Regions from separate parts of the Mus musculus genome. Here all the other regions are linked to region 2. A link is a loop called in an ENCODE intact Hi-C map of the cell type or tissue named here. Cell type or tissue: heart. All regions are shown on one strand. Region 1 has its middle 72 kb from the start of Vmn2r7. Region 2 has its middle 42 kb from the start of Vmn2r1. Region 3 has its middle 11 kb from the start of Gm23897.

What was found. A loop is a pair of places that touch in the nucleus more often than their neighbours do. Peaks named below come from ENCODE experiments on the same cell type or tissue, not always from the same donor. Only the 100,000 strongest peaks of a DNase experiment are listed, where the experiment ranks them.
Region 1: a loop joins it to region 2, with 10 times the contacts of the local background. A loop is called at or near these places in 21 of 42 quality-filtered maps.
Region 3: it touches region 2 in a loop (16-fold over the local background); 10 of 42 quality-filtered maps call a loop at or near these places.

Annotation. Positions count from the first base shown.
Region 1 is chr3:64,787,789-64,795,788 of GRCm38, forward strand. It overlaps the pseudogene Vmn2r-ps11. Among named protein-coding and RNA genes, the nearest start is that of Vmn2r7, 72 kb to the left of the region's middle. In heart, a CTCF peak has its summit at 3,334 (motif pointing left); no DNase peak of the experiment used is centred here; H3K27me3 peaks cover 595 bases.
Region 2 is chr3:64,035,965-64,043,964 of GRCm38, forward strand. No RefSeq gene overlaps it. Among named protein-coding and RNA genes, the nearest start is that of Vmn2r1, 42 kb to the right of the region's middle. In heart, a CTCF peak has its summit at 3,942 (motif pointing right); a DNase peak (open chromatin) is centred at 3,967; H3K4me3 peaks cover 788 bases; H3K27ac peaks cover 596 bases.
Region 3 is chr3:64,303,354-64,311,353 of GRCm38, forward strand. No RefSeq gene overlaps it. Among named protein-coding and RNA genes, the nearest start is that of Gm23897, 11 kb to the right of the region's middle. In heart, a CTCF peak has its summit at 3,644 (motif pointing left); no DNase peak of the experiment used is centred here.

The sequences.
Region 1 (8,000 bases), 750 kb after region 2:
AATGGAATACTACTCAGCTATTAAAAACAATAACTTCATGAAATTTGCAGGCAAATGGATGGAACTTGAAAATATTATCCTGAGTGAGGTAACTCAGTTACAAAAGAACAACACGGTATGCACTCACTGATAAGTGGATATTAGCCATCCCATATACAATCACCAAACCTGGGACACTATTGTGGATGCCAAGAAGTGCTTGCTGACAGGAGCCTGATATGGCTGTCTCCAGAGAAGGGGTTTGCAGCCCCAAGGAGCAAGAAACAATGTCAACAGACCAGACACCCCGGAGCTTCTGGGAAATGGACCACCAACTAAAGAGTACAGATGGAGGGACCCAAGGCTCCAGCCACTTATGTAGCAGAGGACAGCCCTGTTGGACATCAGTGGGAGGAGAGGCCCTTGGGCCTGAGGGTATTTGATGCCCCAATGTAAGGAAATTCCGGAGGGTGAGGTAGAAGCTGGTGGGAGGGTGGGGGAGCACCCTCATAGAGGCAGGGGGAGGGAAGATGGGATAAGGGGTTTCTGAAGGGGAGACCTGGAAAGGGGAAAACATTTGAAATGTAAATAGAGAAAATATCCAATTAAAAATAATATATGAAAAATAGGAAGGGGGGACAAAATAATCACAGGAAGTAGAGGGTAGGCCGGACTTGGAAGGATGAAAGGAGGGGGAGAGGAAAAGAAGAGGGAAGGATCAGGTGTGGGAGAGATGTACAGAGAGGTGTCAGAAAATTAAGCAGAAGTGTGGGGTGGGGAACTGGGGGTAGCCAACAGAATGTCCCAGGTGCCAGGAAAGCAAGAGGCTTCAGGCCCAATGGGGATGAGATTCGCTGAAAATGCCCACCAAAGGGGAAAGAAAACCTACACAGATCAGATCCAGAGATTAGGCACGGCCCCCGTTTGAGGGCTGTGGCCACCTACTCTTCTCAAAATTTTAACCCAGAATTGCTCCTGTCTAAAGAAAATACAGGGGCAAAGAGTGGAACAGAGACTGAAGGAAAGGCCATCCAGAGACTGCACCCACTGGGGATCCATCCCACATGCAGCCACCAAACCCAGACACTATTGCTGATGCCAAGAAGTGCTTGCTGAAAGGAGCCTGATATGGCTGTCTCCAGAGAGGCTCTGCCAGTGCCTGACAAATACAGATGTGGATGTTTGAAGCCAACAATAGGACTGAGCAGGGGGACCCCAATGGAGGAGTTAGTGGAAGGACTGAAGGAGCTGAAGGGGTTCACAACCCCATAGGAAAAACAACATCAACCAACCAGAACCCCCAGAGCTCCCATGGACTAAACCATCACCCAAAGAATACACATGGAGGGACCCATGGCTCCAGCTCCATATGTAGCAGAGGATGGCCTTGTCTGGCTTAATAGGAAGGGGAGGCCCTTGGTCCTGTGAAGGCTTGATACAACAGTATAGGAGAATGCTAGGGCAGTGGGGCAGGAGTGGGTGGGTGGGTGGAGGAGCACCTTCATGGAGGCAGGAGGAGGGGGGTTGATTCATCTCTTTCAAGCTCATCTGTTTCAGTTCATTACAATCAGCTGGACGTTGGCAATAACAAGCAGGTTACTGGAGAAGAGTCAGACGTGGATACCACTTCATCACCCTCTTCTCGGGGAGAGAGACTCAATTTCCATAAAATGCTTAAGTAAGATCATTCCCCTCCCCCTAAATTCGGCAATCAGTTCATACCACGAATCATTTATAGATTGCTGTAGACTGTGCTTCCGACATGGTAATATACATTCTCACCACATTGGAAACTAAACAGTCATCCCAGGCTAGACACATCGAAAAATTGGAACTTGAAGCCATCGCCCGTGAGAGTTGTAAGACTAAGCACTGCACAGAGATTAGTCTGGAAGCTGTTAGACAGTCTCTAAGAGGCATGTCTGACTGCATGAAGGTTGAGTGCCCTAGGGTCCTTCCCCCAAGAAAAACGGCACAGGAGCAGGTCAGGGTTACTCTGGGTAAAAATCTGTGGGCTTGAGAGTCAATCCTGTACATGGCCCCTAACATTGCACACTGGGGATCAGACCTCTACCTCTACCCACGGAGCTTGCTTCATTCCTAAATCCCTTGGCTAGCCCAGGTTATACCCAACAGACTGGAACCGTTAATTCAAGCCTCATAGATGACTGGTCATTGTGTCCTTCGTGGTTTTAGAGAATCACCCAGTGAGCAAACAGACATTTAGGCAGCCATTAAAAACGTGGCTACAAATTTATTATCCAATATGCCTTTATAAAAATATTAAAACGGGGGCGATGTTGGGAGCTATTAAGACAACTCTATTGTCTTGATCTCCGAATTGGGCCTCTACCCCTGAGAAGAAAAGGGGGTCAAAAGTGGGCCACCAACGCACCGTTCCAAGAACAACCACAGAATGTTCCAGCCCTAAGTCAGCACCAGATGCCCTGGCCACACCCTGATACCACCAAGTTCCTGCTTCCCCTTGTAGCTGCCAAAAGAAAAATTTCCACTGCCCCACCCCTCCTGCTGAGTACTTCCTCCTTTGCTTGTGCATTTCTACTGCGCCATTCCTCCTGCTGAGAAGTACTTCCCCTTTTGCTTGTGCATTTAAGCCTTGAGCCTTGCTGAATACAGTGAGACCTTGATGCTACTCAGACTGCTTCCCTGTCGTTCCTGCACTTGGTTTCTGTCTCTTCCTCCCCCCATTTGGTTCTTAGAAGAAGGTGCCCTCGAGACCCTCGAATAACTGGACCTACTGGACGGGTCAGTCTACAGCCTAGAGCTGGGCAGAGGAAAATAGGGAAGGTTTTGGTTCCAGGGCTTGGGGTCAGAGGTAGTCCCACAAGGGAAGAGAGAATGTGTAGAAGATGCCATGAGGAAAGCGATGGTGAGAACTGACCATGAGGGCTGCTCAGTCGGAGTAAGAACCACCCAGGAGGAACAGGGCAGGTCATATTTTGGATTTATTGATAGGGAAGTAGATAGTACTACCTTAGAGGGTAGATATCTGCCCAGCTCTAGCACATTAAAGGCTTAATATAAATATATAAAGAAAAGTTTTGTGCCTTTTATCTGGGACTGCATGATCAAAGGCAAGGAACCAAGGCTAGGCCATGACTGCCAGATCGGAAAGGTTAGGGAGAAGTGTGTGTGAAAGAACAAGTGTGGGCCCATTTCATCATTTATTTGTTTTTTGCTGTTTATGAATAAATAAAAAGTATTAGAACCTTTTCCATTGAGTTTCAAGGAATTTGCTTTCTGCCCTGTTTTACAGCAGTTCTCAACATTGGGCGTTGACAGGAGAATGCCAGCTGGAGTTTAGCAGCCACTTAGCACCATCTAGAGGCCACAGTTTAAATTGCAGGCCATTTGCCGGGCGGTAAAAATCAGAGCTGCTTTAACACCACACAGTCTTGCCTTAAATCAAACGCAATAGGTAAATATACCACGCAATAAATATTCAGATATGCTTCTAGTCTAAGAACCGCTGGCCTTGATGTCAAAATTGATGCCTCAAAGCCACTTGTGATCCTAAAGGGAATGAAAAAGAGCAGGTAGAACCACAGAGTACATTGAAAGGCCAAGAGGGGATCCCTAAACTTAGCAGGCACTTGCCTTCCTTACCATGCCTCAAAGCCAACTCTGACTCGAAAAGTGAATGAGGAAGAGTGGGTAGAGTGCAGAAAAGGATTCAGGGCGGGGCCGAAACTCACACCCCAAAAGCCAAAGAGCCAAGGGTGAGGGTAGAGATCTCCGAGCCTAATGAGAGAGTGACTGGCAAAAGACTAATGAGACGGGTACATAAATTATTTAATAAATTATTGAAAAACCCACCAGAAAGTAATGTCGCCTGGTACTTTAAAATGAAAACAGTGAAGGCACTGTACCATGTAGCCTATCCGTTAACACCAGGAGCAGACTAGAAAAACTCATCAAAGCTATGAAAAAGATAAAATTGGAGGACGAGGAGGCCTCTGCCTCAGTGGAAAGAACTTGGCAGGATACTAATTGCATAGTTAAGACTAAGACTAAATTCAAGGAAGTTAAAATTGACATCCCATTAGCAGCACCTCAGCAGGTGGAGCCTACCATAGAGAGAGCATCACAAAAAGAAATACCTAGCGTTCTCATGAAGACTATAGTCGATCTGGATGAGGATCAACTTATGGGCAAAAGGCTAACCATGAATGTCACAAAACGACTAAAGGACTCTAACCCTCTCAAAAATGCCCTAGAAACAGGACTGGTCCCATCACTACCAGTGACAGTCCCCAGGCTTCAAACACCAGGAAGGGGTTCTGGAGATTCCAGTCCCAAGGAGGTGATGATGGAAACCATAGCATATACCCCACAAGAACTTATTGAACTAAGAAAAGACTGCCCAGAATGGCATGAAGGATGCATGCTAAATTGTGAAACTGTGGGAGAAGGGAGCAGATACAATGTTATCAGACCAAAAGATGTGCAAAATTAGGAACATGGTGAAAAACCTCACAGTGTTCGATGCTTTAGAGCAAGTGTTAGGTACCTCCTGGGGAGATATGCACTCAATGCTTGATTGGATAACTGCAGCTCGGAGACATGTGGTCCCCTCCTTAGATTTAACTCAGTTTGAGGCCTCAGCAAAATGGAATAGTTTACAGGAAACAATTCAGTTAGCAAGAAAATTAGGAGTGCTCTACTTCACCTACAACCAGGTACCTACCCCATAGGCAGCACCAACGTTGGCCCAGTTCTTGAAAACCCCGTTAAAAGGAGCTCCACAACATCTCAGGATGACCCTAGCCGGACCACTGCAAGGATGTCAAACTGTGGCAGATGTCATAGACTTCTAACAATCATACAGAGAGTTAGACTCAGAGAAGGTAGTATCCCTACCCACTAAAAGTAAGAAATATAATGGAGTACAGAGACAGTTCAAAAACATAAGACCGCTTGGAAGACAGAATACCAACCTCAAAATTAGATCAGGACCAAGCCACTCATGGAATCCCACCAGACACTTGTTGGAGCAAGCTCTTCACAGACCTATTTTAGGGCAGGGGGGACCCAACGGCCGAGGATTCCCTCACCCAGGATTCAACAACCAAAGACCAAGCATAGGGGCAAGACCTATGAACAGGATGCCACCCAAGAAAAACCTAAGAGAACAACGACATCCCTTTCAACCTGAGGGACACAATATTTAAAACCCAGGGTAGCCAGTAAAGAAACCCAATAACAAATGGAGATTCAGTAGACTACAGGAACATAAATACCTATCAGAGCAGATGCCAGGACAATTGCCAGATGTAGAAGATATATTTCTGCAAATCAGGCAGGTGGCACTCACATGGTTAGCCAGAGTAGACCTAACAGACATGTTCTTCAGCATTCCCCTACATCCCAACTCTAGATAAATCACTACATTCCCATGGGAAGGAAAACAATAAAAATTTACTAGAGTTCCACAAGGATACAAAAATAGCCCAATTATAGCACACAATGCATGGAGATGAGCTTTAGAGTCATTCCACACACCAGAAGAAGTAATAATTTTTTCATATGGAGATGACCTTTTATTAATATCAAATGATAACCAAATATTAAATAAAACAGTAGCAGGCTTAATTGCACACCTAACAAATGAAGGATTGACCATTAATAAAGACAAAGTAAAGGGACCAGCAGAGGAAGTGAAGTACACTGGTCAACTAGAGGACCATCCATTCCCCCAGAAATAATTAACAAATTAAAAAAACTTACCAAGACCCCAGAATAAGACAGAATCCCAGAATTTAATAGGTTTATTTGGGTATTGGAGGCAACATATACCATACCTCTAATTGTTGGTCCAACCATTATACAGCATAGTTTAAAAAAAAAAGCATCTGATTTCACCTGGGGATCACCCCAGGAAGAAGCATTAAAAATTATATTAGAATATATAAAGCACTTTAGTAATTTAATTTATATCAATGTAGATAGCACCATGATAATAGATATCCTCTATATAAAGGGATATGGCAATTAGAATATATTAATGGTTTACTGATGACTCAGCCACCACTAAAAAAACATGGTGTGCTAGAGAGCAACAGCTTTCAGGCAGGAAGATGGAATGGTACTAATAGAGGTAGGAAAGAGCAAATCAGCACAACATGCAGAAGTAATAGCAGCCCTGTTGACAGGAAGACAGTCACATAAGGATGAAAAGGACTTACACCTTTTTACAGACTCTTGGTGCATGACCAGTTGAATAGCAATTTGGCCAGAAATAATAGAGATTAACAAAGTGGAAAATCAATGGAAAAGACTTATGTTCTAAAGAAGCTTGGATGGAGACAGCTCAATTCAGCAAATACATTAGAATTAAGGTATATCATGTAGATGCCCACCAAAACAAAGATGAGCTATGAACTAAACATAGTAACGAAGCAGACAGACTGGCAAGTATGGCAGTAAAACTTGAGGCACATTACTAAAGTGAACAGACAGGGCCTACAAAACTTAAACTTAAGAGGAAATGGACCGGAGTGACTCCCCACACACAGGCAAAGGTTACAAGAGAAGAAATAGAACAAATACACAAATTCCTCAGACATGCAGGAAGCCATGCAGCATACCAATGGTTCACTCAAAGGAACATAGCCATAACATATAATAAAATTAAGAATTCCATATAGAATTGTGAAGGATGCCCTGCAACCAAAATCAGATTTAAGCATAATTACGATGGAATAGGCACTCAGAGACTACATTTTAATAACACACTTCAAATCGATTGCATAAGACCATTAAATGAGTATAAGAAACAATACACATGCACAAGAGTAGATGTCTACACAGGATTAGGTATGGCCAGACGGGGCCCAAACCAGACCAAAAATTAACAATATTTACATTGTAGTCATGGATTTCAGCTTATGGTATACTGAGAATAATACAAAGTGATCAAGGAACCCACTTTACTGGTAAAATTACACATAGACTATCACTATCAAGTAGTATTGAAACATTCAATGGGAGACATCTTCGTTCCAGGACTCCGATGAAAGTAGTCTGCATAGGTGAGAGTGTGGACTACAGAAACTAACAGCTTCTGGGACAGGCGGGAGCCACAGAGCTTCTGAGGCAGCCCCCTTTTCAGGCTCCAGACATCTGGGCACCTTCCCAGCCAGGGATAGGTATCCGCCCTGCCCAGGAGGGCTTTGCAGGAGCACCTGGAGGAGCCATCTTGGTTCCCGGATCCCTCCGAACTAGTCTGTGCAGGTGAGAGTGTGAACAACAGAGGCTAACAGCTTCTGTGACAGGCCGAAGCAACACAGCTTCTGGGACAGGTCCTATTTCCGGCCTTCATCTTCGGCCAGGAGGGAGGTCCGAACAGCAGATATCTGTGAACTTTCCCTGTAAGAGGAGAGGTTACCTGCAGAGAGTGCTCTGACCACTGAAACTCAGAGGAGAGATATAGTCTCCCAGGTCTGCTGATAGAGGCTAACAGAATCACAAGAGGAACAATCTCTAACCAGAGACAACTATAACAACTAACTCCAGAGATTACCAGATGGCGAAAGGTAAACATAAGAATCTTACTAACAGAAACCAAGACCACTCACCATCATCAGAACCCAGCACTCCCACCTTGCCCATTCCAGGGCACCCCAACACACCTGAAAACCTAGACCAGGATTTAAAAGCATATCTCATGATGATGGTAGAGGACATCAAGAAGGACTTTCATAACTCACTTAAAGAAATACAGGAGAACACTGCTAAACAGGTAGAAGACCTTAAAGAGGAATCACAAAAATCCCTTAAAGAATTGCAGGAAAACACGACCAAACAGGTGGTGGAATTGAATAAAACCATCCAAGACCTAAAAAGGCGTGTAGAAACAATACAGAAAACGCAAAGGGAGGCAACGCTGGAGATAAAAAACCCTAGGAAAGAAATCTGGAACCATAGATGCGAGCATCAGCAACAGAATACAAGAGATGGAAGAGAGAATCTCAGGTGCAGAAGATTCCATAGAGAACATC
Region 2 (8,000 bases):
TTTCCCTGTACCCATATCTTCGAGGGTTTTCTCTACTTTCTCCTCAATAAGTTTCAGTGTCTCTGGTGAAAAGCATGTTCTTAAGGGTTTGATGAGTTCTTTCTACAATACCTTGGCCTTGGGAATTATAGGTAATGCCAGTAATATATTTAATGCCCATTTGAGCACAGAACTGTTTAAAGCTGGCACTAGCATATCCTGGGCCATTGTCTGTCTTGAGGATCTTAGGCTTTGGCACAGCCACCAAGCAGGAGAGAACATGGCTGATAACATGTTTGGTGGCCTCTCCTGTTTTTAAAGATGCACAGATAAAACCACTAATGGTATCAACAGAGACATGAATATATTTTAGCTTTCCAAAGTGGGTGTAGAGGGTGACATCCATTTGCCACAGTTCATCAGGGGTTAGTCCGCGGGGGTTAACTCCCACATGTGGCTCAGGTAAAAGGGTCAACAGCCCTTACACTGCCGAACAATTTGTCGAACCTGTTCACCGATGATGTAAAATTTAAGCCTCAGGGTATGGGCATTAAGATGATGAAAATCATGGGCCTATTGAGCAGCAGCAAGAGCGGTAATTGACAAGGCAGAAGCTATTACCTGCGTGGCCTGATCAACTATATCGTTGCCTTCAGACAAAGGTACAGGCAGGCCAGAATGAGCATGAATATGGCCAATAAAAAGGGAAAATTACGAGCAAGAATAAGGTTCTGAAGTTTAGCAAACATTGGAGATGCATTGGTAGAAGGGCAAATATATGGGATGGTTTCTAAAAGAGGAACAGAGGTGGCCACATAGGCACTGTCTGTATACAAATTGAAAGGGTTTTTGGCAGGAGTTCAAACACTTTAACAATAGCTGCCAGTTCAACAAGCTGCACTGAGGAAAAGTCTGTCATAAAACGTGAGACCTCCCCACCAATATTAAAAGCAGCCATACCTGAGGAGGACCCATCAGTAAAAACTAACATAGCCACAGGAATCAGGTTTGGCTTTGTTCTCTTAGGGAAAACTACAGGTGTCCTATGTAGAAACTGAACCAGTTTATCAGCAGGGTAATGATTGTCAATTACACCTTGAAAGGAGATACAATTAATGGCCCAATCATCACTATTTTTGATTAACCACTGAACCTGGGAGGTATCATAGGGGAGAACAAAATATTTGGATCTCTGCCAAAAAGCTTCAACGTAGCTTCTCTGCCCGGGCACAGAACATTAGAAACCAACTGATGATATGTGGGCAGCACTCTAGAGGGAGAGGCTGGCAGGTGGACCCAAAACAAAGGTTTAAGTTGCCACAGCAGACCTGTGGGTGAAAAGGAAGTAGGGAAGACAAGGAACTGGAGGGGGAGTTCTGGGAAGAAATATCCAATATTTTGTTCATTGATTGCTTGGTCTACTCTAGCTAGTGACACTCGTGCCTCTTGAGTTAGCATGCGTGGAGAGGACAGATCTGAGTCCCCTCACAGAATGTCAAACAAAGGTTTTAACTCTCCTGTTGTAAGTTTCAGATAAGGGTGAAGCCAGTTAATATCTCCTAACAAATGTTGAAAATCATGAAGAGTTTGCAAGGAATCTTGACTTACCTGAACCTTTTGAGAGAGAATTTTGTTAGGAAATAATTCAAAACCCAAAAACAAGTGAGGAGGGTGGATCTGAATTTTCTCTGGAGAAACCTGGAGTCCTTGACTCTGAAGGGCATTAACAAGTTTTTGACCAGCAATATATAATTGGTCCTCATCAGATCCAGCAATCAAAATGTCATCCATGTAGTGGACAACATATAGATCAGGGTAAGATATTCTGAATGGATCAATAATTTGTACCACATATTTCTGACAAAGGGTGGGACATTTGGCCATGCCTTGAGGAAGGACCCTCCATTGGAAGTGAGGAGAAGGCCCTATATAATTAACTACTGGGAGGGTAAATGCAAAGCGTTTAAAATCTTCAGGATGGAGAGGAATGGAAAAGAAACAATCTTTTAAATCAATTACTAATTTGGCATATCCCCTAGGAATAGCCACTGGAGAGGGGATCCCAGGTTGTAGGGCCCCCATGGGGACCATGGTCTTATTAACTGCTCTAAGATCGTGTAACAGCCTCTATTTACCATTTTGTTTTCTTATAACAAAGATAGGGGTGTTCCAAGGCGAAGTGGAAGATTCAATGTGTCCAGCTGCCAACTGTTCCTGCACTAACTCTATGGCTGCCGACAATTTTTTTGCAGGAAGGAACCATTGGTCAAGCCAGACAGGGGTGTCATCTTTCCATGTAATTTTATCTGTCTGGCATGCAGGGAGAGCAATGGTCCTTATGAAAAATGGGAGTTGTAACCTAAGCCTGCATGATCGACCTTGGGAGGGATTTCGATTGGCTCAGGCCTCCCTTGTCCAAATTTACCTAGTCCCTGTCCAGGGAGATAACCCTGGGTGAGCATTTGTTGAGTAATGACTTCATTGGGACTGCACATAATGACTCTCATTTGAGAGAGAATATCTCTCCCCCACAAATTAATAGGCAGACCCGGGACAACATAAGGCTGAATAGAGCCAGAGTTTCCCTCACCATCTTCCCAAATCAACAGCTGTGAACTCTGGAGAGTATTTTTTGATTGTCCAATCCCCTGTAAGTGAGTTAAAGAGGCCTTTAACTGCCAGGCAGCGGGCCAGGCACTTGGTGAGATTACAGTGGAATCAGCACCTGAGTCTAAGAGGCCCTCAAAGCTCTTGCCATTTATCTTAAGGCAGAGTGCAGTCTTTGGTAATTGCTTGGACCCAGGAAAGGTCTGATGACCTTGGCTGTGAGGAGCCACGACGAGTGCTCATTGCTGGATAGGAAGTGTCTAAAGGTAGAGGCAAGGCTTGTGCTAGATGTTGCCCTTTGAATATAGATATTGGACCTTGAGAGGTACTAACTAAAAATTTAATTTTTCCAGTGTAGTCATTATCTACTAATGAGGGATGGACAGTAAGCCCTTTTAAAGTGGTGGAAGCATGCCCTAATATTAGAAAATAAGTATTGGGTGGAGGAGGCCCAAAGACCCCCGTGGGAAGGATAAGAACGCCATCCTCGGGTGTTAAAATTGAGTCGGCAGCGGAACACAAGTCCAATCCTGTACTACCTGCAGTGGCTCTGGAGAGACCAGTGGCTGGTTTGTCTGCTGGCTGTTACCCGTGGCCAGAAGAAATGGGATGGTCTTGGGGACTCGGGGCTGTCCCCCATAGCCGTTTCCCTGAAAGGGAGGCAAGAAATTCTCAGAAACATCTGTTGGGGATTGGCAGGTGTTGGCCCAATGTCTGCCTTTTTTTTTTTTTTTTTTTTTTTTTTTTTGCAGCGTAGACAAAGAAAATTACGCCGTGTAGGCTGAGAAGAATGGCCAGTAGACATCACTGGGGCACCGTTAAGGGAAGGCGTAGTGGGACACTGTCGTGCGAAGTGTCCAGGCTGGCCACGCTTAAAGCAACTTTTCTGTGGGCCTGCCTGCTTAAGAGCTGTGCCAATTGCCACGACATGCTGGACGGCTGCACCCATCGCAAGATTAACTGTTTGAGACATCTTGTGAGTAAAAGTATCTACATCACGGCAGAGACGAATCATTTCATTAAGATCTTTGTCTCTAAATTTACCGCAAAAAAACAGCCTTACAGGCCGAATTAGCATTCTCATAAGCCAATTGTTTAGTTTGCTATCTGCATCCTCATGCCCCAAGGTCCTCTCTGCAGCCTCAAGCAAACGACTCACAAATTCACTAAAATCCCCTTGGGCCCCTTGGATAACTTTGGTTAGAGGCGTAATAACCAAACCTTTTATAGGGATAGTGCGCCAAGCACCCAGGTTTGCATTAGCAGTCTGAGCCAAAAGACCCACAGGGAAGTGTTTCTGCCTGGCTTCTGCCATGTATTTACCTTGACCAGAAAGCTTTTCATAGGTCCAGCCAGCAGATGGCGCCCGAGGAGTTTTCTGATTAGCCACTGCAACTGCCGGACACTGATTGTGGAAATCGGCTTTCCATGAGAGAAATTGTCTGCGTGTTAACACAGTTTGAACTACTTTAATCCACTCACTGGGGAGCATATGTCCACCTCCCGGAAGAGCTTCTAGAAGCAAAAGCATGTAGGGGGCAGATGGGCCATAAGCTGGAACTGAGAGTTAAGCTCTTTTAAGTCTTTGAAACGTAGTCTGCGGAATTCTGTCTGCTGGACAGGAGCAAATATTTGTCCCTCTGGCTCACGTTCCACTTCGTTTTCACTCTCATTATCCTCTCCGCCCTCTCTGATAGTGTCCGCGGAGAGGTCGGCCTGGGGCGTTTCTAAAGACCCAATTTCTGCAGAAGCAGATTTGGCATGGGTGACTGGGGGCTGTTCCTCTGCTGTAGAAGTGGTCAGGTCGTAGCTATCTGCTCTCGTGGAGTGAGTGATTAAGGGGAAAGCCAATGTTTTAGTTTTCACAGTCGGGGGGGGGGGGGGGCTTTCTTTTTTATGCCGCCGCTGAGGCTGCGACTGGGGGAGGGGCAAGGATAATCTCTTTTAAAGAATTTTGAAGTGAAGCGAGCTCTGTAGAAAGATGGGCGTATTGTTGCTGGAGCTCTAAAACTTCTTGTAATCCTGCTACCTGAGAAGCGAGCTTGTCTTTAGCATCAATCAGAATAGGGACAGAGATGGCTCAGCGGTTAAGAGCACTGACTGCTCTTCTGAAGGTCCTGAGTTCAAATCCCAGCAACCACATGGTGGCTCACAACCATCCATAATGAGATCTGAAGCCCTCTTTTGGGATGTCTGAAGACAGCTACAGTGTACTTCCATTTAATAATAAATAAATCTTTAAAAAAAAAATAAAATAAAATAAAAAAAAAGAATAGGGACCAGCAATGTCTGGGGCCACGGAGTGGGAACTCAACAGTGGCAGATAAGGCGGGGTGCTGCAGGGAGGAGCTGAAGCGCTAGGCAGTTGCACGGGCTTACCAGGACGGACTACCTCTTCTTCTTAAGTGTCTGCGTCCCCAGAAACTAAAGGGCCTTCGGCCAAAGGTTTTTTAAAGACTGGATTGATCAATGGCAGATCAGTAGGCGATGTGCTTAACAGGATATGGGGGTAGAGAGCAACCTGCGGGACTTCGGGCCTGTCTGCAGCTATTGGAGGCCTTTTGATAGGGAGGGGAGCTCTCTGAAGCTTCCTGAAACAGGGGATGGAGGTAGTATTCTGCTACTGACAAAAGCTGCTGTTTCTCCTGATCGTTGACTGCACTCTCTACAAAATCACGGATTAGACTCCAATAAGTAAATATATTTGCAGGAATACCATCAGGGCCCTGCTTTGCCAAAATTTCATTTAATTCTCTACCTACTCTTCTCCATTTCTTGCATTGTATCTCTGCTCCATCTATAATAAACCATAGACATGCCTGGTCTATGAAAATAAAAAAAGTTTACCAAATCTTTCTTTTTAACTCTAACTCCTCTTCCCCTGAGAGACATCTTTAAGCCTTTTATAAAGGCTGCCTCTTTCGAAAGCTTAGTTTCCATTTCTCAGTGGAAATGAATCACTTACCGAGGGCTGCTTTCTCCCATAAGCTGTGTGAGTGGTCCTCCACTACTTATTTTTTCTCTAACTTCTCTGGGGTAGTCAAACTCTGTAATCTCCACCTAAGGTAAACAGTCCAAACCTCGGCTCCACGTTGAGGCATCACTTGTCCCGTCCAGCAAGACCCAGTTATTCGTGGGTACAAGGGGGAACGCAAACATGCAAGAGAAATGAGCGAGAAAATGAAGCAAGACCAAGCAAAGAGTTGTTAAGGTCTGTTTAATGAAGGCTAGGAGCCTGATTATAAGCACACAGTGAGAGAAAATAGGGAGGGGCTGAGGGGGGATTAACAAAGAATAAAGAAGTGGGCATCTGGGGACATGAAGGCCGAATTCAGACTGCAGGCGGGAGGCATCCTGGGTCTTATCTCCGGAATGTAGATTCCTCCTTAACAACCTTGGGTGTCAGGCTGGGCTCAGTGCATAGCTCATGTCCTTAGACGTCTTGGGAGTCAGGAAGAGATAAGGAAGAGGGGACTATAATTCAAACTTTTAGGGTCTTAGGTGCCAGGAAGGGAATGGGGAGGAGGAGGCAACCAGCTCCTTAACACAAGGCCATTTAACTTGTTAGGGTGGGAAACTGTGAAAGGCTTACTTTCTCATGATATGGACTCCAACACATGAGATATGATTTTAAATCTGCATCTTGCTTTTCGGGTGTGTTGGGGGTATCCAGGACTCGATGTGGTGGGCGTACTGGGTTCTGATGATGTTGATGTCCAGTGTTCTTGGTTTCTGTTAGTAAGATTCTTACGTTTGCCTTTCAACATCTGGTAATCTCTGGTGTTAATGTTCAAGCTGCCTCTGGCTGTAACTTGATCCTCCTGTGATTCTGTTAGCCTCTGTCAACTCTCACCTGAGTTCAGTGGTCAGAGCACTCTCTGCAGGCAAGCTCTCCTCTTGTCCAGAAGTCTGGAGCTCTGATCCACCTCCTGAGTCCTGGGGTCAGAGCCCTCCCTGTAGGCCAACTCTTCACTGGCAAGGAAGGTGCCCAGGAATCTGGGTCTCAGCTCTGTCTCCTGGCTGAGGATGAAGGCCTGAAGGGACCCTGACCAAGAAGCTCTGTTGCTTCTATTGCCCACGTGCTGTCAGGTGATCATGAGGTCCTGAGTGTCCTAGGGGTCCTGTGGCATGGAGAGCCCCAGTTGCTGTCGACCAGGTTCACGCAGAAGATGGCTGGGCCTGTCCCGATCTGATCGGATCCCAGCATCTGGTCAAGTGGGGCTCCTCCATCCCTGCCCCCACTGGCACAAGACCCTCCTTGACTCTCTGGAGCTGATGTTGCGATCTACCCCCCTGCAATCCTGAGGCTTTCCTGAGGACCTGCTGCGCGTGTAGAGTACTCTAGGGCCCCCATCGGAATCCGTCGGGTTCAGAAGGAAGATGGCTGGGATGGCCCCAACCAGAAGGGATCCCAGCCTCTGGTCGGGTGGGGTTCCCCTGTCCCTGTTCCTGCTGGCACAAGGCCCTCTGCAATTCTTTGGAGCTGATGTTGCGTTCCACTCACCTGTGATCTAGAGGTGATCCCGAGGACCTGCAGCATGGAGAGTGCACTGGAGCCCCTGTTGACCTCCTCTGGGCCAGAAGGAAGACGGTGGGGGGGTAGCCCTTGGTAGTTTCTTAACAACAAGGTCTAATGCATTTGCAAAGAGGAACCAGGAATGTATGTGATATCAGATAGTAATATCAGAATCTATGAAGTGATGCTACTTTTTTCTTTTTCCTTTTTTTAAATAATCATACCAATTCTTCCCATTACATCCCAGAAGGGAAAGCTTCCATGGTGGACAGAACTTTCTATCTCAAATAATGCAGAGAGAACAATCTCTCTCTCTCTCTCTCTCTCTCTCTCTCTCTCTCTCTCTCTCTCTCTCACACACACACACACACACAGACACACACACACACCTTTTATTTATTTATTTATTTATATATTTATAGGATATTTTATTTTTTTGAATGTTTTCTTTATTTACCTTTCAAATGTTTTACCCTTTCCTGGTTTCCCTGCTCCCAGAAGCCCCCTATCCCATTCCTCTTCCCCCTACTTCTATGAGTCTATTCCTCCACTCACTCACCCCTTCCCCCTCCCAGCCCTCCACTCTCCTACACTGGAGCACCAATTGGGCTCATAGGACCAAGGACCACTGTTCCCAGTGATGTCTGACTAGGCCATCCTCTGCTACATATGCACCTGGAGCCATGTGTACTCCTTGGTTGGTTGTTTAGTCCATGGGATCTCTGGGGGCTCTGGCTGGTTGATATTGTTGTTCTTCCTATGGGGTTGCAAATCCCTCCAGCTCCTTCAGTCCTTTTTCTAACTCCTCCATTGGGGTCCCCATGCTCAGTTCAATGGTTGACTGTGAGCATCCACCTCTGATTTTGTAAGGTTCTGGCAGGGCCTCTCAGTAGGCAGC
Region 3 (8,000 bases), 270 kb after region 2:
TACTACCAGAGGATCCAGCAATACCACTCCTGGGCATATACACAGAAGATGTTCCATCTGGTAATCTTTGTCCCTTCTTTTCTCTCTTCAGTAGTTTATTCAAGTTTACCTCTTGTAATACACTTAGGTTTGAGTTTTCAGCTGTAGGTGTGTATGTTTATGCACTCTGTGTACACCAGCCGAGTATTTCAACATTCCAGCAAATCTCGATGAGTGTCTGGATACAAAATCTATCATTTACCCCGATGGATCCTGAATTGGCCCCTCTCTTTGGGGGGGGGGTGAGTACCTCTTTTTTATCTCCTTTTCATGTCATCCAATTTTGAATAATTCAAATAAATTTGTTTTGTTTTTAAAAATTATTTTCGTATATTTTGAATATAATCATTGAGGGTTTTCTTATAATCAATATTATGTGATGCAATTTATAGGCATCTTCTCATTTTGGCTGTGTCAAGAGCTGGAAAATATTACTACCTCCATGTCACAAAAGAAGCTTCTTAACCCTGGAAGACTGAACACCTTGCCAAAAAGAGTCAGAGACCTGGGCCCTCCTCACTAGCTTGCCACGTTGCTCCACTTACTCTTTCTTTTTTTCTTTTCTTTTTTTTTTTTTTTTTTGGTTTTTCGAGACAGGGTTTCTCTGTATAGCCCCGACTGTCCTGGAACTCACTCTGTAGACCAGGCTGGCCTCGAACTCAAGAGATCCACCTGCCTCTGCCTCCCGAGTGCTGGGATTATAGGCGTGCGCCACCACACCCGGCTTCCACTTACTCTTTCATTTGCTGGAGTGATATCACTTCTTCCCATTCTTTCTCTTTGAGTGCTAAACTTCAGCTCAGCCCTGAGAACCAAGACTAAAAGACAATCTATTAACCATGCTTCTAGATAGGATTAATGCTGTCAGTTTCTGTATCTATAGTCTAAATTCACCTCTCATGGGACCTGTTTTGCTTTGTAGATTTTCTGCCTAGATTTCTGTCAGAAGTTGATAGTGAATAATTCTGTGATCATTCTTTATACCACGTACAAAGCCATTTACAATAGATACTTAAGGATACCCTTTCAGTTACTTGAATAAGAGGTCCAACTTGCTGTTTGACCAAACTTAGTGCCAATGAGAAGTGAGACAGTTTTCAGCACAAGTAGTAAGTTTCAAGGTAGAACGTGGACCACACAAAAGTATTCTTTGTAAGGGTATACCTGGGTTAATGGAATCAAGTTTTTTTTTTTAAATAAAGAAATTAATAATGAAATCATTGTTTGGTAACAGTGGTTTAACTTCAGACAGGTGTCCCAATAGTGTAGGAACTGGGGAAGATCAATGTCATGATGCTTGTAGACCTCAAAACTGTTAATTTTTTGTAGACTAATTGAACCAAAGTCTGAAAGAAGCTGGAACTCAGAGTACTGATCTTGATATTAAGGTTTGCTTCGTTTTATGGTGGGGAGGAATATGGTTCTATGAATTCTTAAGAAGATCAACATTTTGATGGCATATTTGACATACTTTCTAGGATAATCTGATAACTGGATTCATGTGTGTGTGCGTGCCTGCTTGTGTTTGTTTTCTGTATAAACTCCTCACTGTGATTTGGTAGTTTGAACAGCTAAATAATAGAAGCAAGACCAAATTGGATGCATACTGCACCTTGAAAAAGATGCTGCAGTTGTATTATCATATCAAATAAGATTTGATGATTTACTTACCACTGGGAGAAGGATAAGGAAACTCCAGACCTATCAAATTCTGCAGTGAATTCTATAAAATTCCTCAGGCAATGTAGACACCAGAAAATGGAGAACATTCTTAGATAATATTACAAGATCCTATGACCTTGAGTGTAGAAAGGACAAGTACAATGTAAGAGGAGGGTAGCTGGCTAGTGTTATATTGGTGTCAAATTATACTAAAAAAATATGAAAAGTATAATATTTCATGACTGAGTCCTATTTAATTATAGTCAAGTTGGTTTAACATTTAATATGAGAAAATATCATGTTCACAGTTATAGAAAACTTTTTGCTAATGTATACAGGCATACATGCTAAAAACTGTTATTTTTAAAGAGATTAGATATTTCCTGGTTGTTGATAATATCTCAAAAATCATGAAGTAAATGTCTTTCTATGTGACTTGTGGAAAGATTTTCTTTTGAGACTAAGAACAAGAAATGATTCTCTTTCAGTGTTGCATTTCATGAGTCTTTTCAATAAAAATGTTTATTACTTTAAAATGAGAAAACAAATAACTCTGGGACTCTGGGCAATCTTCCTGAAGTAAGACACTACCGAATTAGTTTGGTTTGAAATCATATCACAGTGAAAATCATATCCTAATCAGAACATTAAAAATATTGTAATTTTGCTTGACTCATTTCCTCATCAAAGTTGTCTGCCTATCTGACACTGCTCTGGCAGTCACCAGTTCTTGAGAATGCAGCAATAGTCATGACAAATACATCAGCAAATAAAGTGAGAATGTACCTGATATCATTTGTGCAAGCAGATTCTGTGATGTTTAATCAATGCCCAAATCACCTAAGAATACATTTCTTAGAATATATCTGTGTCATCACATGGTAATTTCAAATGATGGCTGTAATTTCAAATGATGACAGGTGCATGGAATAAGGGAGTAGCTACAGAGAACAATGGCATGATTGTGCTTGAGGAATCTCCATGGTGAATATGGTAGCCTGAAAGGATTCCTGATACTTGTGTCATGATTCAAATTCTCCCTTTCTTTAAGAATCTGAACCAATAATTTAGGTATGATATGAAAAATTAGTTTTGGGGCTAGAGAGATGGCTTAGTGGTTAAAAGTGTGTACTGCTATTACAGACAACTCAATTTTGATTCTCAGCACATGTTTTTGCAGCTCATAATAACCTTTAGCTCCACCTTCATGTGAATTCAATGCTTCTGTTTTCTTGGACAACTACACTCCTGTATATATACACCCCATCTATACATCAATTAAATTTTTTTATTGGTACCATGTCAATCTGGAAGAATCTTAGCATCTTGACATTAAATTTAATCTGTCAAATTTCTTCCTATTTCATTACTGAACACACAAATTGTTAGAAACTAGCATGGCATACTCCTATTGAACTCCTAAGATGTTGGTCTTTCTATTCCTAGGCACCTAAAAATTTCACTAGCTGTCTAGGTCTCAGACCTGAACTGGTCAGGGACATAGTGCTTCTATACTTCAAACTACATGTATGTTTCTATTTAGGGCTGTACTTACATGCCTAGGGTAGTAAATACTTCTATATATTTCTTTCTGTAAGGAAAGATAATTTCAAAGGCACTTTCATTTATTTCTAAAAACCAGGCAAGTTTCCCATTATGATTATTATAATAATTATAATTGGTCCTGAAATTCCATTTGTGAGGAGTCATGTAGTTCATCCCAAGCAGGTTATATCTATGAAGGGAAGAGCATAGAGATCAATAGTTATGATTGATATTTACTTTCAGCTTTCTAGCACATGTGGTCTGATGCCAATTGGTACCATGTCAAACTGGAAGAATCTTAGCATCTTGAGAATAAATTTAATCTGTCAAATTTCTTCCTATTTCATTACTGAAGGCACAAATTGCTAGAAACTAGCTTGGCATACTCTAATGCCACCATGTGGTAAGAAACTGCCATAGATGTGTAAATTACTGGGTATATCCATACTCCAGTGAGAATTCTTTGGATTAACAAACATTGGGGTCTTCTGGATTACCAGCTGTGGTAAAGAATTATTTGATGGAGTGGTACAGAATAGTTATTTCTTTTGACCCTAGCAATGAATTGGTTGTTCTAAGCCTGTGGCCATCAGGCCAAATGCATTCAGAATGTCTATCAGAAATATTAATAGTCAAAGTGTGGTAAATATCAGAATCACCACGATATATCTTTAAACAGACTACTGGACTCCTTCTCTAGTATTCCACAATAAGTAGGTATACTTAGAGGCCTGGAACTTTGCTTTTCTCACAGGCTGTAGGATGATAGAAAGCTACAGCCACAGAGTCACACTTTCAGGACCATTAATGAGCAAACATTTTTCTGTACATTGACTCTGAGGAGGATCCTTGTGGTCCTAAGATCACAAAGCAGAGTTTGGGGGGTGGTGGTGGTAGTCCTGCTTGTTTCTCCAGTTGAATTCATTCTGTTGTCACAGCAGTACAAGTTAGAATAGAAAACATGTTCATTATCTGAAGTTAGGGATATAGCAGTCCAAAATGAAGAACAATGTGTTCTATAAGGATGATTCAAGTGTTTTGATTTTTCTGGGGAATTTATCCACCCATTGAAGTTGTTTAAGAGAACAAAAGGCATTGAAGTAATTTGCGTGGCAGGATAAGAATGAACTGTATTAGGGTCACAAATCCCTTCTGGTCCATGACACCACCGGGGTTCCTTGCCTGTGGAGTCTCTGGACACCCGAAAGGACCCCCCACAGGATCACCCATGAGATCTTAAGACCTCTGGTGAGTGGAACACAACTTCTGCCAGGAGGCAGGTTCGAACGCCAGATATCTGGGCACCTTCCCTGGAAGAGGAGAGCTTGCCTGCAGAGAGTACTCTGACCACTGAAACTAAGGGGAGATCTAGTCTCCCAGGTCTGCTGATAGAGGCTAACATAATCACCTGAGGAACAAGCTCTAACCAGAGACAACTATAACAACTAGCTCCAGAGATTACCAGATGGCAAACGACAAACGTAAGAATCCTACTAACAGAAATCAAGAACACTCACCATCATCAGAACGCAGCACTCCCACCCCATCTAGTCCTGGGCACCCCAACACACCTGAAAAGCTAGCCCCGGATTTAAAAACATATCTCATGATGATGGTAGAGGACATCAAGAAGGACATTAATAATTCACTTAAAGAAATACAGGAGAACACAGATAAACAGGTAGAAGACCTTAAAGAGGAAATACAAAAATCCCTCAAAGAATTGCAGGAAAACACGACCAAACACGTGATGGAATTGAATAAAACCATCTAAGACCTAAAAAGGGAAGTAGACACAATAAAGAAAACCCAAAGTGAGGTGACACTGGAGATAGGAACCCTAGGAAAGAAATCTGGAACCATAGATGCGAGCATCAGCAACAGAATACAAGAGATGGAAGAGAGAATCTCAGGTGCAGAAGATTCCATAGAGAACATCCTCTGAGTGAAAGCTAGAAAACAGTTTTTCAAGCAATGGTTTGAAGAACCAAGCTGGAGTAGCCATTCTAATATCAAATAAAATCGAATTCCAATCTAAACTTATCAAAAAGACAAGGAGGGGCACTTCATACTCATCAAAGGTAAAATCTTCCAAGAGAAACTCTCAATTCTGAATATCTATGCCCCAAATGCAAGGGCAGCCACATTCACTAAAGACACTTTAGTAAAGCTCAAAGCACACCTTGCAGCTCACACAATAATAGTGTGAGACGTCAACACACCACTCTCATCAATGGACAGATCGTGGAAACAGAAACTGAACAGGGACACAGTGAAACTAACAGAAGTTATGAAACAAGTGGTTTTAACAGATATCCACAGAACTTTTTAGCCTAAAACAAAAGGATATACCATCTTCTCAGCACCTCACGGTACCTCCTCCAAAACTGACCATATAATAGGTCACAAAACAGGCCACACAGATACAAAATTATTGAAATTGTCCCATGCATCCTATCAGATCACCATGGACTAAGGTTGATTTTCAATAACAACATAAATAATAGAAAGCCAACATTCATATGGAAACTGTACAAACCTCTTCTCAATGATACATTGGTCAAGAAGCAATAAAGAAAGAAATTAAAGACTTTTTAGGGTTTAATGAAAATGAAGCCAAAACATACCCAAACTTATGGGAAACTATGAAAGCATTTCTAAGAGGGAAACTCATAGCTCTGAGCGCCTCCAAAAAGAAACTAGAGAGAGCACACACTAGCAGCTTGACAACAAACCCAAAAGCTCTAGAATAAAAGGAAGCAAATTCACCCAAGAGGAGTAGACTGCAGGAAATAATCAACCTTAGGGGTGAAATCAACCAAGTAGAAACAAAAAGAACTATTCAAAGAATGAAAGAAAGGAGGAGCTGGTTCTTTGAGAAAAGCAACAAGATAGATAAACCCTTAGCCAGAATCACTAGAGGGCACAGGGACAGCATCCCAATTAACAAAATCAGAAATGAAAAGGGAGACATAACAACAGATCCTGAAGAAATCCAAAACACCATCAGATCCTTCTACAAAAGCTATACTCAACAAAACTGGAAAACCTGAATGAAATAGACAAATTTCTGGACAGATACCAGGAACCAAAGTTAAATCAGGATCAGGTTAATGATTTAAACAGTCCTATATCCCCTAAAGAAATAGAAGCAGTCATTAATAGTCTCCCAACAAAAAAAAGTCCAGGACCAGATGGGTTTAGTACAGAGTTCTATCAGACCTTCAAAGAAGATTTAATTCCAGTTTTTCACAAATTATTCCACAAAATAGAAGCAGAAGGTACCCTACCCAATTCATTCTATGAAGCCACAATTACTGTGATACCTAAACCACAGAAAGATCCAACAAAGATAGAGAACTTCAGACCAATTTCTCTTATGAATATCGATGCAAATATACTCAATAAAATTCTTGCTAGCCAAATCCAAGAACACATCAAAACAATCATCCATCCTGACCAAGTAGGTTTCATTCCAGGGATTCAGGAATGGTTTAATATATGGAAATACATCAATGTAATCCATTATATAAACAAACTCAAAGACAGAAACCACATGATAATCTCGTTATATGCTGAGTAAGCATTTGGCAAAATCCAACACCCATTCATGATAAAAGTCTTGGAAAAATCAGGAATTCAAAGCCCATACCTAAACATGATAAAAGCAATCTACAGCAAACCAGTAGCCGACATCAAAGTAAATGGTCAGAACCTGGATGCAATCCCACTAAAATCAGGGACTAGACAAGGCTGTCCACTTTCTCCCTACCTATTCAACCTTGTACTAGAAGTCCTAGCCAGAGCAATTACACAACAAAAGGAGATAAAGGGGATACAAATTGGAAAGGAAGAAGTCAAAATATCACTTTTTGATGACGATATGATAGTATATATAAATGACTCTAAAAATTCCACCAGAGAATTCCTAAACCCGATAAACAGCTTCAATGAAGTACCTGGATATAAAATTAACTCCAACAAGTCAATGGCATTACTCTACACAAAGGATAAACAGGCTGAGAAAGAAATTAGGGAAAGAAAACCCTTCTCAATAGTAACAAATAATATAAAATACTTTGGTGTGACTCTAACTAAGGAAGTGAAAGATCTGTATGATAAAAAACTTCAAGCCTCTAAAAAAAGAAATTAAATAAGATCTCAGAAGGTGGAAAGATCTCCCATGCTCATGAATGGGGGAGGATCAATATAATAAAAATGGTTATCTTGCCAAAAGCAATCTACAGATTCAATGCAATCCCCATCAAACTTCCAACTCAATTCTTCAACGAATTAGAAAGGGCAATCTGCAGATTCATCTGGAATAACAAAAAACCTAGGATAGCAAAAACTCTTCTCAAGGATAAAAGAACCTCTGGTGGAATCACCATGCCTGACCTAAAGCTGTACTACAGAGCAATAATGTGATAAAAAAAAAACTGCATGATACTGGTATAGTTACAGACAAGTAGACCAATGGAATAGAATTGAAGACCCAGAAATGAACCCACACACCTATGGTCACTTGATCTTTCACAAGAGAGCTAAAACCATCCAGTGAAAAAAGACAGCATTTTCAACAAATGATGGTTATCGTGTAGAAGATTGGGAATTGATCCATTCCTATCTCCTTGTACTAAGGTCAAATCTAAATGAACCAAGGAACTCCACATAAAACTAGAGACAGTGAAATTATAGAGGAGAAAGTGGGGGAAAGCCTCGAAGATATGGGCACAGGGGAAAAATTCCTGAAT